3 separate regions of the Homo sapiens genome follow, and regions 2 and 3 are each linked to region 1. The links are chromatin contacts, found by Hi-C or POLR2A ChIA-PET in ENCODE. All regions are on one chromosome and are shown on one strand. Each heading gives the region's core, a stretch centred on a gene start or an enhancer-like site at or near the end of the contact. The rest is flanking DNA. Distances are from core to core; before and after follow the strand shown. Region 1 has its middle 38 kb from the start of RAPGEF4. Region 2 has its middle 84 kb from the start of PDK1-AS1. Region 3 has its middle 80 kb from the start of RAPGEF4.

Evidence for each region. Hi-C counts contacts between places; a loop is a spot of excess contacts on that map. ChIA-PET counts read pairs that join two places held with the same protein, here RNA polymerase II (POLR2A). Pooled maps may share reads with other maps.
Region 2: a pooled map shows a loop between it and region 1 (2.9-fold over the local background). The contact joins two enhancer-like sites. A Hi-C loop is called at or near these places in 1 of 168 maps with a recorded cell type or tissue (PC-3) and 3 of 50 pooled maps. POLR2A ChIA-PET finds 5 or more read pairs at or near these places in 7 of 52 experiments (AG04449, AG04450, BJ and 4 more).
Region 3: a map of PC-3 shows a loop between it and region 1 (2.4-fold over the local background). The contact joins two enhancer-like sites. A Hi-C loop is called at or near these places in 2 of 168 maps with a recorded cell type or tissue (IMR-90 and PC-3) and 1 of 50 pooled maps. POLR2A ChIA-PET finds 5 or more read pairs at or near these places in 6 of 52 experiments (AG04449, AG04450, MCF 10A and 3 more).

The regions. Positions count from the first base shown.
Region 1 is chr2:172,695,603-172,700,532 of GRCh38, reverse strand. It overlaps a transcript of PDK1 not described here. Among named protein-coding and RNA genes, the nearest start is that of RAPGEF4, 38 kb to the left of the region's middle. RefSeq lists an enhancer at 539-708. Within about 2 kb of position 2,237, at least 4 of the 41 ENCODE cell types and tissues checked have a DNase peak (open chromatin) inside an H3K27ac peak, as active enhancers do; they include PC-3, where a contact is called at or near this core.
Region 2 is chr2:172,637,782-172,642,711 of GRCh38, reverse strand. It overlaps a transcript of PDK1 not described here. Among named protein-coding and RNA genes, the nearest start is that of PDK1-AS1, 84 kb to the right of the region's middle. Within about 2 kb of position 2,816, at least 3 of the 41 ENCODE cell types and tissues checked have a DNase peak (open chromatin) inside an H3K27ac peak, as active enhancers do; they include PC-3, where a contact is called at or near this core.
Region 3 is chr2:172,653,851-172,658,780 of GRCh38, reverse strand. It overlaps a transcript of PDK1 not described here. Among named protein-coding and RNA genes, the nearest start is that of RAPGEF4, 80 kb to the left of the region's middle. RefSeq lists an enhancer at 3,013-3,182. Within about 2 kb of position 2,825, at least 2 of the 41 ENCODE cell types and tissues checked have a DNase peak (open chromatin) inside an H3K27ac peak, as active enhancers do; they include PC-3, where a contact is called at or near this core.

The DNA.
Region 1 (4,930 bases), core at 988-3,487:
CCTGGCCGCCCAGTCTGGGAAGTGAGGAGCACCTCTTCCCGGCCGTCATCCTGTCTAGGAAGTGAGGAGCGTCTCTGCCCTGCCGCCCATCGTCTGGGATGTGGGGAGCGCCTCTGCCTGGCCACGACCCCGTCTGGGAACTGAGGAGTGTCTCTGCCCCGCCGCCACCCCGTCCAGGAGGTGGGGGGCGCCTCTGCCCGGCCGCCCCGTCTGGGAAGTGAGGAGCCCCTCTGCCCGGCCGCCACCCCGTCTGGGAGGTGTACCCAACAGCTCATTGAGAACGGGCCATGATGACGATGGCGGTTTTGTCGAATAGAAAGGGGGGAAGTGTGGGGAAAAGAAAGAGAGATGGGATTGTTACTGTGTCTGTGTGGAAAGAAGTAGACATAGGAGACTCCATTTTGTTCTGTACTAAGAAAAATTCTTCTGCCTTGGGATGCTGTTAATCTATGGCCTTGCCCCCAGCCCCGTGCTCTCTGAAACATGTGCTGTGTCCACTAAGGGTTAAATGGATTAAGGGCGGTGCAAGATGTGCTTTGTTAAACAGATGCTTGAAGGCAGCATGCTTGTTAAGAGTCATCACCACTCTCTAATCTGAGGTACCCAGGGACACAAACAGTTCGGAAGGCGGCAGGGCCCTCTGCCTAGGAAAACCAGAGACCTTTGTTCACATGTTTATCTGCTGACCTTCCCTCCACTGTTGTCCTGTGACCCTGCCAAATCCCCCTCTACGAGAAACACCCAAGGATGATAATAAATACTAAAAAAAAAATAATAATAAAAAAAGAAAAAGAAAAAGAAAAAAAGCACATTTAGTTCTTCTGAAATAGAGCAATAATTTTCACTTAAATTGGTAAATATTTGTGGAGCATCTATTCTGTGCCAAGTGCTATGCTAGACAGCAGGAAAAGAAACCTGAAAAGACTGAAGTCTAGTCTGAAAATCGGTCGCAATTACCTGAGTCCCACAGAGACTGAGTGGTCTTATGCAATAACAATCCAGTGCACTACTTTTAACTTTTACAATCTGAACAGTAAAAAAAAAAAAAAAAAAAGTCAGATGAGGTCTGTACTCAAAATCAGGTGTCTTCAAAAAAAATATGAACGATTCAGTTGACTACTTGCAGGGACGGAAGAGTTTGTTTCCAAGCACAAACTAACTTACAGCTCAGCTTCGCTGAGAAGCTCTAGTTTTACTCAGTTGAGGTTTCCTGATAATTATTCTCTTGATAAGGAATATGTTTTCCATGCCATTTATTATGTTTTTGCTGTGCTCAAATGCTGCAAATTTTTATTCTCTCATAGAAAATAGCACATTCATCTTGCCATAAAAAATAGCGTAATTAAATTTCTAGCCACCCAGTTGTAGCAACTAGAAATGAAAGTTTGCTATTATTATGGCTATAATAATTCTTTAATATTTGACTAACAATAGATTCTGGGGACATGAGACATATGTTAATGTGCTTTTGAAATATTTTAAATGCTGCTTAAATATTAAAACATGCATTCTTCACATAAAATACCAAACGTATAGGGGAGATTTTGAGTCAAGGCACTCTCCTTAAATCTCACCCCCCTTTGCATCTCTGGCATCAGCTTCTCTTACTGTAATGGTTCTCATCCTAGCAGCACATAAAAATCACCTGAGGAGCTTCTAAGAAACAAAAAACACCAGTACCTGAGACTCTCCTGCAAGAGATTCTCATTTACTTGGTCTTGGGAGGCCCTGGGCATGCGTGTTGTTTAATACCTCCTCACGTGGTTCTAATGTGTAGTCAAGGTTGAGGACCATTGCCTAAAACAGTAGTTCTCAGTGTGGTTCCTAGACCAGCTTCAGCGTCACCTGGGAATTTGTTACCCATGTGAATGCTGAGGCTTCCCACAGCCCTCCAGAATCAGAAGTTCTGGGGGTGGAGCCCAGTCACCTCTGTTTTAACAAGCCCTTCAGATAGCTGTGGTGCACACTCAAGTTCCAACCATTAGGCTTAGAAGAATATAACAGGAATTTTCAAGAGAATGCAGTTAACACATGACAGGGAATATAGGTAGGTGGACTTTCTTCCTGAGGGGTAGGAGGCTCTGTAGTAGTTTGGGTGGAAGACCAGACGTTGCTGAGGAAGGTGCTTTTCTTTTATGATCAGCTTACCCAGGATGAGTCATACCATGGTGAAGTGAGTCACACTTACAAACCAGCCCAAACTTATGCTATATTTTCTTGCATGAGAAGAGGGAGATTCTTGGTGGAGAGAAAGGAAGGGGCAGGAAAATGCTCAGAAGTCTAGAGAGCATGAAAATTAGAAACTCTAAATATTTGGTAGAACAAAGTGGGGGATGATTCATGCATACCTCCATGTAGATACACAAAACCAGAATGCAAAATTAAACTGGTTTTAGGAAGTATTTCATCTCGCCCTCTAGGCTGATGCTGATGACTTTTATCTCTGCCATAAAAATTACACAGTAGACTGGGATTTCTTTCAGGAAGATGGGTGGCCATCTCATTGTGGGATTGTACTTCAGAATAAACAAATGCTGACATTTGGATCATTTTCTAGGGTTTCTAGTTTTCCGGTGAGATGCTTCTGACAGTTGCCATGGTAAATCCCTATGGACACCATTTTAAATTCTCCTCATTGGCAAGTAGCATATGGTGAGGATACACTGCAATTTTTGCTAAAACTATAGCTGTGGTAATGTATAATATAAATGAGATACACAGTTCAGCTTCTGTTGATCTGGGCCAGTATCTTCAGAATGGGGAAGTTTCTTCCATCTTCTGAGACAAGGATTACACATATTTGAAAATACGTGTAATTGAAATATTACACATATTTATTGAAAGATTAATGTCACAATAATTGTTTTTAAGAAGATTCTCAATCTTGGGGAGAACCACATGTAATTATTGGGGTTAATTAACATCTCTAAAATCTCTGAGGACTGTATTTTAACTGGAGACATTCTGAGCTCAGCTTGGATCATAGAGCATCACTGCTCAGCACGTGTATTCTAAAGATAAGGAAGGCAGTTGCCCCATCCATCCTGATTAATATGGCCAGTGGTATACTTGGTGTAATCAACAGCCACATAAGAAATACACTTCTTGAAATGTCAGAGGCTTGATAAAGCTGGATATTTACATGTGAAAATAATGGCAGGAACATATCTGGATACTTTACCAGCAAATTTAAAATTAAACGTGCCATTTATTATTTGCCATCCCCTGTCGTATGTCTCTGGGACTGTACAAACAGGGTCAATTACAGATCTTGGGGAATTGGTCACAGAATTATTTCTTGACTTAGTGATTTTTGCCCAGTGGGTTTTGCAGTTGGAATTGGCAAATGAGAGAACTAGATTTTCTTAAGGCAGCAAATGGGTAGCATTCACACAAAGGAGCCCTCTCTATTTGGGGTAATGTCATTGCAAGGATAAGTTGGGAAATATGCTCTCAAACATCTTCCGTTACAAATTCACCAGTTTTACAAGCAGAAGTGGATTTATATTAATAAGTAAGTGCTTTTACTAAGGAAACTTAAACTAATTGGGATAGAAGCAGAGTAATAAATTAGAATATAGTATATAACTTGTGAATGTTGGTTGATTGGCACAAATATTACCACTTTTTACCTCTCCTTTATATATTACTGATATTCAAAGGTGTGTAACACTTTAGAATAATTTCATACACTACAAGGATCCTATAAGATCATGAATAAGTAGTCTTGTGGAAGATATTGAGAAACTTCATAGGATTCCTTATAAAAGATGTTAACTGGAAAAATTTTAGCAATGCAGAAATATAAAGCAATAAAATTAAATTTACTCTTTCCATAGAAATTGGAAGAATGTGACAGAGTCAGAGTGTATAAATAAAGAGAAAATAAGCTATCAATTAGGATATTATTAAATCCTAATATGTCAGTGATCCTATGTCATCATACTAACGCATATTATGATCATTATACACTTTCCTCAACAATCAACTTCTCAGATTATGAGAGCAGCTAAATCAAAATGGCCCACTGTCAAAGATGTTCTATAGCCTTTCATCAACACTTTATAGGCTGTTATATAGGATTCTACCTCACTAAAAAATTAAAATTAGGAGATGTTAAAAACAGGAGTTGGGTAGTGCATGAACTATATATTGCCACAGAGTTATTGGCCTAAAACAAAACAATTTATTACCTCATTGCTTTTTTGAGTGAGGAGTTCAGGCATAGCTTAGCTGGGTTCTCTGCTTAGGGTCTCACAAGTCAGTAATCAAGGTGCCAGCCAAGCTGTGCTCTTATCTGGAGGCTCAACTGGGGAAGAATGCTCTCCTAAGCTTTTTTTTTTCTTTTTTTTTTTTTTTTGAGACAGAGTTTCGCTCTTGTTGCCCAGGCTGGAGTGCAATGGTGAGATCTTGGCTCACTGCAACCTCTGCTCCTGTGTTCAAGGAATTCTCGTGCCTCAGCCCTCTGAGTAGCTGGGATTACAGGCAACTATCACCACACCCAGCTAATTTTTGTATTTTTAGTAGAGACGGGGTTTCACCATGTTGGCCAGCCTGGTCACAAACTTCTGATCTCAGGTGATCCACCCATCTCAGCCTCCCAAAGTGCTGGGATTACAGGCATAAGCCACCACACCCAGCCTCTTCTAAGCTTACTCAGGTTATTGGCAGAATTCATTTCTTTGTAGCTGTAGGACTGAGGGCCCTAGCTTTTTGCTGCCTGGAGGACATCTTCAGCAACCAGGCTATCTGCAGTTCCTCTGAGCCCCCTGTCATTCCTAGAGGCCACCTGCAGTTCCTTGCCACCTGTCTTTTCCCAACATAAGCAATTCATCAAGCCAGCAAGGAGAGTCTCTAGAGCAGTCTCCTAGTAAGATGGAGGTTTATATAATGCAACATAATTCCAGGAGTGGCATCTATCACCTTTGCC
Region 2 (4,930 bases), core at 1,567-4,066, 58 kb after region 1:
CCAAGATCATGGGACACACTTGAGGATGGGACCGGCCACCCTGTCAGGAAGTCTCTATGAACACACTAGGCCCAGCTCATTCTCTCGCTGGCTCAAAGCTCTCAAACTTCCTAGCACATCAGACTCACCTGGAGGGCTTGTTAAAAGGCAACAGAGCCATTGGGTCCCACGCTGAGTTTGTGATTCAGTAGGTCTGGGGTGGGGTCCCAGATCCTGCATTTTAGCGAGTTCCCAGGAGATGCCGATGTTGTTAGTCTGGGGACACCACTTTGAAAACCTCTGCCTTAGGGTTTTCACAGCCACTCCTACACCATACTCACAGCTCAGCTTCCTCTATAACTGTGCCCCCACCACCTTCCTAATTACATAATTGATATTCCATCTTCACACCAAGTACCCACACAAGAGATTAAACTCAACAGTGTAAGCCATTTGCACAACAAAAAAGAAAAAGCACATGCAGTCTCAAGGTATTGGTAAATTCCAAAAGTCTTAACGTTAATAACATATCCTTTTTTTCCTACAATCAAACAAACAACACCATAGACGCTCCATTCCGCTCTGTATTCTTCCCCAACAGCAGTGCCGATGGGGTATGTTTTGTGGAAATCTAATCTCCAAAAATACTGACTTTCATAATTGGCCTAAACCACTCAAACTCAAACATCTCTAACTTTCTTTTGGATTTGTTAATTATGACGTTATTGTTGGGGCTTAGAAAATAATACCCCAAATGAAAGGCTCGCCAGCAGCCTCAGGACAAAGGTTTTCTCTGCTCTTCTGCCCTCCCGTCTCTCAGTCCCATTCTCTCCCAAGGCCAGCCATAGAAGCTAGAATTCTTCTTCCCCAAGGCAGGTTGTAGAAACCAGAATACGTTTTCCCAAAAGCCAGCCATAAAACCTAAAAATATTACTCTAATTTTTCCTCCGCCTTTTTGTATAAAAACTGGCCATAAATAAATGATCTGGGACAGGGTGTGGTCGCTCATGCCTGTAATCCCAACACTTTAGAAGGCCGAGGCAGGCAGATCACCTGAGGTCAGGAGTTTGAGATCAGCCTGGCCAACATTGTGAAACCCCATCTGTACTAAAAAGTCAAAAAAATTAGCCGGGCGTGGTGGCGGGCGCCTGTAGTCCCAGCTACTCGGGAGGCTGAGGCAGGATAACAGTGTGAACCCGGGAGGCAGAGCTTGCAGTGAGCCGAGATTGTGCCACTGCACTCTAGCCTGGGCGACAGTGCAAGACTCCGTCTCAAAAAAAAAAAAAAAAAATGGACAAGTTACCAGATGTGGCACCTTACACCTGTAATCCCAGCACTTTGGGAGGCTGAGGTGGGAAGATCACTTGAGGCCAGGAGTTTGGGATTAAGCCTGGGCAACATAGAAAGACCCCGTCTCCACAAAAAGGAAAAAAGAATTAGCCAGGTGTGGTGATGATTCGTGCCTATAGTACCAGCAACTTGGGAGGCTAAGGTGAGAGGATTGCTTGAGCCCAGGAAGTTGAGGCTACAGTGAGTTATGATGCCACTACACTACAGCCTGGGAAACAGAGCAAGACTGTCTCAAAAGAAGAAAGAAGAAAGAGAGAGAAAGAGAGAGGAAGGAAGGAAGGGAGGGAGGGAGGGAGGGATGGAAAGAGAGAGAGAGACAAGGAAAGAAAGAAAGAGAGAGACAGAAAGAGAAAGAAAAAGAAAAGAAAGAAAGAAAGAAAAGAAAAAGAAAGAAAGAAAGAAACAGAAAGAAAGAGAGAAACAGAGAAAGAGAAAAGAAGGGAGGGAAGGAAGGAAGGAAGGGAGGGAAGGAAGGAGGGAGGGAGGGACAGCTTCCCCTGTATATTTGGATTTTCATTCTCAAGGCTACTGTGTATCCATGTGAAATAAATTTGCATGCCCTTTCTCCTATTAATCAATTAGCCTCATGTCAGTGATTTTCAGCAAACCTTTAGAGGGCCCTTGGTCCCTACATTATCTAAACTCTTCCTGTTTCTATTTTTAACATATTATCACCTCTAACAAAAGCAGGTTACCTCTCCTTGTAAAAGACTATTGCCTCATTGTGGTTGGCTGTGAGCAGGCCACATGCTCCAAGCACATCCCTGTGTTATTTAAGCAAAACACCCTGAACAAACCAAGGAAGCAAACAGCTGCCAGCTATTACATTTCCAAACAATTGTTTGGGTCTGTAAACATGCTATCTATCAATCAAACCATATATATATTTTTTTCTCTCAGTCTTTGTCTGAGGGTTCTGTGTAGCCATTTGCCTTTGCTGACCTCATCTGCCAATGAGCAGGCTGAGTTCTCAGGCAGTTTTGGTTGGGTATTGCTTTTCAGGACCAGGAAGGAGGGCCCAAAGTTAGACGTAGTGTCTAAACTCACATCAAACCTAAATATACACTTATGAATAAATATAAGACATCTTCTCCAGTGAGTCTCAATTTCTATTCACAGTAGATACTGTCCATAACTTAACCGTACTAAAATGTTTACATTCTCCAGTAAGTACCCTTCTATCCCTTGTCAAGGGGAAAATCAAACAGGATAAAGTTTAAAGACAAAAAAAATTTCCTGGCAGTAGTCCATGGCCTCTATCACATTGTCCATTTGGAATATTTCTTCGGCTTTATGGTTTGTCCACTGATTTCCATAATCCAGTCCTATCTCCTTGGTCCATATTCTCACATTTGTTTCACCTTCCACCTAGTCATCTGTTGCTGAGGCAAATGTCACTGCTGACTCAGTCAGTGTTGATTACTATGCCCTGTCTACGCAGACTAAAACCACAATGATTGTGCTCATTCTTTACATGTCTCCCCTAAAGCCCACATAAAGGTTGGAGTCCCTTAGGGCAGAAGTGTGATGACAGCATTAGATTCCCTCACCCATTTTGCTGATTTTGTTTGTTTGTTTGTTTTTGGAGAGCGAGAACCCATGCCCAAAAGATGGCACTAATCCCTTCATGAAGATGGATCCCTCATGACCCAACGTCCCTCAAAAATACCACCATTTCTCAAAACTGTTACACTGCAGACCAAGCCTCAAAATGAGTTTTGGTGGGGGCAACCATATTCAAACCATAGCATATAGCATATTTAAGTTAGCATCACTTATTTTGGGAATGAAAATAATTCTACATAATTTACTGAACAAAAATCATAGCATATTTTGTGGTTTTATGTTAGGTGCTTTTAATCGCAAAGAATAGAGAACTCTGGTTGTCTCCAATTAGGGAAGTCTATTATAAATCATCTTGTAGTAATAAGGAAACGGGGACCTCAGACACATGGCTAAGACACATGGGAACCTAGAAAAATCAAGTGCCCAAACTTCACAGGAAGAACAGGGACTCCATTAGCCAGACCCTTTGGAGAGTGAGCACACAGGTCATTCAGGATATAGGTGGCTCCTGAATTCTTGTAACTGTGTAGCTCCCTCCACGGCTGGCTACATAGTGTTTAAGGCCACTGCAAAATGAAAATGTGAACCCTTTTGCTCCAAAAGCAGGAAAAATTTGCCATTAAAGATACTTGGCTAGGCATGGTGGCTCATGCCTGTAATCCGGCTTTTGGAGCAAAAGGCCTCACATTTTGGGAGGCTGAAGTGAAAGGATCACTTGAACTCAGGAGTTTGAGACCAGTCTGCACGGCATAGTGAGACCTTGTCTCTATTTTAAAAAATAAAATTTTTTTAAAAAGGTACTAAAATGTTTTTTCTTTTCTTCTGCAGTTTCTCTCTCACCTTGTCGTGACGTTTTTACATGTTATTTGATGCCATTCCAAGTTATAATTATAGATTATCAGCATTTTTACCTTCATCTTGATATGGTGTGATGCCATTTTTAAATGCAAATGTAAGAACGTTTAATTTATATGTGGAATCATTAAAATTCCCAACCTTTAGCTAGACACAGAGTGCTGATTGGTGCATTTACAATCCTTTAGCTAGACACAAAAGTTCTCCAAGTCTCCTACCCAATTAGCTAGACACAGAGCATTGATTGGTGCGTTTACAAACCTTTAGCTAGACACAGAGCACTGATTGGTGCATTTACAATCCTTTAGCTAGACAGAAAAGTTCTCCAAGTCCCCACCCGACCCAGAAGCCCAGCCAGCTTCACCTCTCAATAAGATTTAAGTATAGATATTTCCTAGTTTTATGCTACATATTATACTGAATATGAGCTCTTTTATGGATAAAGACCATTATATAGATTTTACCTATATGATTCCACCAAAGAAATAATATTTTCTACACGTTAATATTTCAGTGGAAATTCAGTTAATAATTTTCAAAAACAGTTTCTTCCTCCCACTGACTTCATAGGAAGGAGGATTTTATGTCTTTGGAAATGTATGTCAGCAAGAAGATAAAATGGCAGTTAAAGGTTCATTTTAATTTGTTTTCTTCACTTGTTTATTTTTGGCTTTGTAGTAACGAGTGGCATCACCTAAGACACTTCATTCATGATAATAAAATGTCGTTTTCTTCATGAGTTACTTTTTTAAATAAAAGTGCCATCTCTGACCATGGCAGCAGTCCATGGTGTTTCTTTCTTGGGCCCATACTTGGGCAGGTTGGTTGATCACCAGTTGCTTGCATGACTGTTTCTATCCAAGTAGCAATTATGAAAATCAACCAAACATAAAGGAATTTATGTATTTAACTTAATATTGGTTTTTATCAGCTTCCTCCCTACTCCATTTAAAAAAAAATAAATGCAGGCTGGGTGCAGTGGCTCACACCTGTAATCCCAGAACTTTGGGAGGCTGAGGGTGGATCACCTGAGGTCAGGAGTTTGAGACCAGCTTGGCCAACATGGTGAAACGCCATCTCTACTAAAAATACAAGAAAATTAGCTGGGCGTGGTGGTGTGCGCCTGTAGTCCCAGCTGCTCGGGAGGCTGAGGCACGAGAATTGCTTGAACCTGGGCGGT
Region 3 (4,930 bases), core at 1,576-4,075, 42 kb after region 1:
CCTGAGGGTACTGCAGGAGACCAGGGCATATTTCAGTCCTTATCTTGACTGCATAAGACAGATACTCTCAGAGCGGCCATTTATAGACCTCCCCCCAGGAATGCAATTCTTTTCCTAGGGTCTTAATATTCCTTGCTAGGAAAAGAATTTAGTGATATCTCTCCTACTTGCATGTCCGTTTATAGGCTCTCTGCAAGAAGAAAAATATGGCTCTTTTTGCCCAACCCTGCAGGCAGTGAGACCTTATGGTTGTCCTCCCTTGTTCCCTAAAAATTGCTGTTATTCTGTTCTTTTTCAAGGTGCACTGATTTCATATTGTTCAAACACACATGTTTTACAATCAATTTGTACAGTTAACACAATCATCACAGTGATCCTGAGGTGATATACATCCTCAGCTTACGAAGATAACAGGATTAAGAGATTAAAGTAAGACAGGCGTAAGAAATTTATTATAAGAGTATTATCAGGGAAGTGATAAATATCCATGAAATCTTCACAATTTATGTTCCTCTGCTGTGGCTCCAGCCAGTCCCTCCATTCGGGGTCCCTGACTTCCCAAAACATGGTTTGTTTTCACCAAATCTCATGTTGAAATTTGGTCCCCAGTGTTGGAGGTGGAGCCTAATGGGAGGTGTTTTCATCACAGGGATGGGTCTCTTATAAATAGATTAATGCCCTCCCTGGGAGGTGGTGGGGTGGTGTGAGTTAGTTCTCACTCGATTAGTATCCACAAGAGCTGATCATTAGAAGGAGCCAGGCACTTTCCCCTTCTCTCTTGCTTCCTCTCTCCCCATGTGATCTCTGCACATGCCAGTTCCCCTTCACCTTCCACCAGGAGTGGAAGCAGCCTGAGGGTCTCACCAGAAGAAGATGCCGGCATCATGTTTCTTGCACAGTCTGCAGAATCAAGAGCCAAATAAACCTCTTTCCTTATAAATTACCCAGCTTCAGGCATTCCTTTATAGCAACTCAGAATGCGCTAAGACTGTACAGATTTCCTTCAGCCTCAACTTCTTATCCTTGAAGGTAAGAATAATGCTTTCCTTCTGGCATAGGGAGAGCATCTTTCACATGGGAATTTCATCTCCTGCTTTTAAGAAACTGAAGAAAGGTCAGAGTGATCTTCTTGCACCTGCTATTGTTCAAGTGCCTTTAACTTAAAATAGTCAATATGCCAGAGCAAGATATTTTGGGGTATCATGCTTTTAACTCCTTCAGTAATTGGAAGAAATCTATGAGTCCATAAGTGTATCAGATTTTATCTGTAAATTAATATTAAATAATACAACCTGCACATAATAAAAACCACAAGTTAAAAAATATAAGCATCATTTAAAAGCAGTATCGAAACACTTCTGGTTTCTGGTTCAATATGAAAAGAACTTGGAAGTCATCATTCTCATCCTCACAACAAGAAATAAGCTGAACAAACCAAAAATCAACAATTCTTCTGACCAGGCACGGTGGCTCATGCCTGTAATTCCAGCACTTTGGGAGGCTAAGGTGTGGAGGTCACTTGAGCCCAGGAGTTTAAGATCAGCCTAGGCAACATAGTGAGACCCCATCTCCATTTAACAATAATAATAAATAATAAAAATAACAAAACAAAACAATTCTTCTTAGATCCATCAGAGAATTGAGGTCACAGGGCAAACCACCTCCCAGAAAATTTGCAAGACAGGAGGATGTAGAGAATCACAACTTACCAAGAACAGAAGCCCAGTAATAAAAGGCCAGCACTGGAGGCAATACCAGTAGGAACACAAACTGTAATTGACAAATTGCTGGAGCCTCAACGTGAATGAGCTTGGGAGTTAAAAACTCTGGGTGAACCCAGTCTTAGGAGAGCCCCCACACTTGTCTTGAGTCTTACCTCCAAGAGTCTCATCAAACTCTCAGGTGAAAGTCAGAGAAAAACTTCCCCTCATGTGTGGGTGGGGGAATTACTTTTTTTAAATTTTATCTTTTAATTTTTATTTATTTATTATTTTGAGGCCAGGTTATGAGACTATTTTTGTATTTTTGGTAAAGACAGGATTTTGCCATGTTGCCCAATAAGGCTGTTCTTGAACTCCTGGCCTCAAGAAGTGATCCTCCTGCCTCAGCCTCCCAAAGTGCTGGGATTACAGGCATGAGCCATCACATACAGCCGCATGGGGGAACTATTTTGCAATATACTAGAGGCTTTGTTTTCTTTAACAAAAGCTTGCCTTCCAGGGAAACTATTTTACCAGGGCCTAACCTAATTGGGTTTTGCCAGAGCCTAATCAACCTGGGGAAGAAAAATACTCAACTCCAATCCTCTAGGCTCCTCTAAGGGAGGAGCATGGGGGAGACCTGAGAAGCACTTGTAAAGGTCACAGCCCAGGGACACGGGCTCACCACAAGCTGAGACTTAATCATAGGACTGTAGAATGTGTCCCCCACCCCACACCTCACTACCACATCAATCAGGCTCCTATAAGATAACAAGGGTTTACAGCTAAAAACAATGTTGAATGTATAGTAGCTTATTGCTCTGTATTTTCATAATGTGGGATTCCGCCACTATCATATGGAGGCTCAGTAAATCGTTTTAGTGTAAAAAATACTTAGAGATTCTGAAACCACTGTTCTAAAATAAAGCTACCTAATTGTACTTGAGGATAATCTCAGGTCTTAAAGAGAGAAAAATGGAAACAATCTGTAGTGAATTTAGTGCAGATAATAAAGCTTCATATACAAATAAGGTGATGTTTATGGAGGACAAACTATAAAGATCCAGGGAAAGATGACTCATCTTTATTGAATATCTCTCATGTTTAAAGTGTTTGTGTCTTCGAAGAAACCAAGCTTCATGCTAGATTTGAGTCAAAAACAAGCCAAAGTCACTTCTTTACATTCAAGTACATGTGTGACCCGCTTCTCCCAGGATGCTGGACAAGAGTTTGGGATACAGAGAGCTGTCACACTGGCACTCTGCCCTTACAGAAAGGCAGAGGGTCCACTGAGCTGGCCAACACTCAAGCCATCCGTGGACAGCAAGGCTAAAAGGGCACACTGTAACACACGCCCACTTGGGCTCCTGCACTTGTCCAGCTGCCTGCTCCCCATCCCGTAAGGGGTTGAAGGGATGGTGACCAAACAGACAAGCCACACCCCTGTCAAACATCAGGCAAAGGGGTTCAGGGAACTCTCCCATTTCACCACCATGCTGCTTCCAGAATGACCAAGAAATGATCCAAGAGCTTAGAAGATATGGCTTAGCACTTTTTCACCTTCTTACGTGAAAAGAAAGTTAAATAAAATGTAAGCCTGGCCATGTGAATGTGAAATAACCAAAGGAGTGGAATGAGCTCTTTCTATTAGTGGGATTAGCAAAAGGTTCCTAAAAGGGGTCACTGGAAGTGAATCAGCAAGACCTGGAATGATGAATGTGTGATAAAAACCACGATTTGTTCAACACTGGGAAATGTGAACAATGCTGCCTAAGGAGTTTGTATTCAATAAAATGCTCTCTAAAGAAATAGTTTTAAAGCTGGTCCTCGGGACAGATGATCACCTTAAAGCAGAGCCCATGGGCCTCATCCAGACCACAAAATGGGAGAAGGGCTTTGCCAGGCTGCAGAAGCCTGCTGACTCCAGCCACCACGTGGGCAGGGCTGCAGGCTGGATAGCGGGGGAGCTCCAAAAGGTGGGTCAGGAGCTACAGAAGTTCCCCTTATCATCCAAAATCCAGGATATTCTGACTGTGGAGTCTTTGAAGACTACCATGCTTGTTTTTGTCCATCTATGGGGTAGTGGCTTGGGGAAAGGGGATGACAAGGCAGTACTGAGTATAACTGACAAAATCCCAATCCCCTGCAGCTCACAGGCTTTCGTGCTTGTATTGTCTTCTCTGCCCGCTATTAGGTAACCTCTCGGGTGAAACCGTCCTTACAGCTTATCCCTAGCCAGGTAGGGAGGCCGTAGACTTGCTTAGGCAACTGGGTTTTCCACGAGGCAGAGTGCACTGACATTAAAAAAAATTTTTTTTATTATTATACTTTAAGTTCTAGGGTACATGTGCACAACACGCACATTTGTTACATATGTATACATGTGCCATGTTGGTGTGCTGCACTCGTTAACTTGTCATTTACATTAGGTATACCTCCTAATGCTATTCCTCCCCCAGCCCCCCACCCCACGACAGGCCCCGGTGTGTGATGTTCCCCACCCTGTGTCCAAGTGTTCTCATTGTTCAATTCCCACCTATGAGTGAGAACATGCAGTGTTTGGTTTTCTGTCCTTGCGATAGTTTGCTCAGAATGATGGTTTCTAGCTTCATCCATGTCCCTACAAAGGACATGAACTCATCCTTTTTTAATGCTGCATAGTATTCTACATGCCACATTTTCTTAATCCAGTCTATCACTGATGGACATTTGGGTTGGTTCCAAGTCTTTGCTATTGTGAATAGTGCTGCAATAAACATACGTGTGCATGTGTCTTTATAGCAGCAAGATTTATAATCCTTTGGGTATATGCCCAGTAAAGGGATGGCTGGGTCAAATGGTATTTCTAGTTCTAGATCCTTGAGGAATCGCCACACTGTTTTCCACAATGGTTGAACTAGTTTACAGTCCCACCAACAGTGTAAAAGCATTCCTATTTCTCCACACCCTCTCCAGCACCTGTTGTTTCCTGACTTTTTAATGATTGCCATTCTAACTGGTGTGAGATGGTATCTCATTATGGTTTTGATTTGCATTCTCTGATGGCCAGCAATGAGCATTTTTTCATGTGTCTATTGGCTGCATAAATGTTTTCTTTTGAGAGGTGTCTGTTCATATCCTTTGCCCACTTTTTGATGGGGTTGTTTGTTTTTTTCTTGTAAATTTGTTTAAGTTCTTTGTGATTCTGGATATTACCCTTTGTCAGATGGGTAGATTGTAAAAATTTTCTC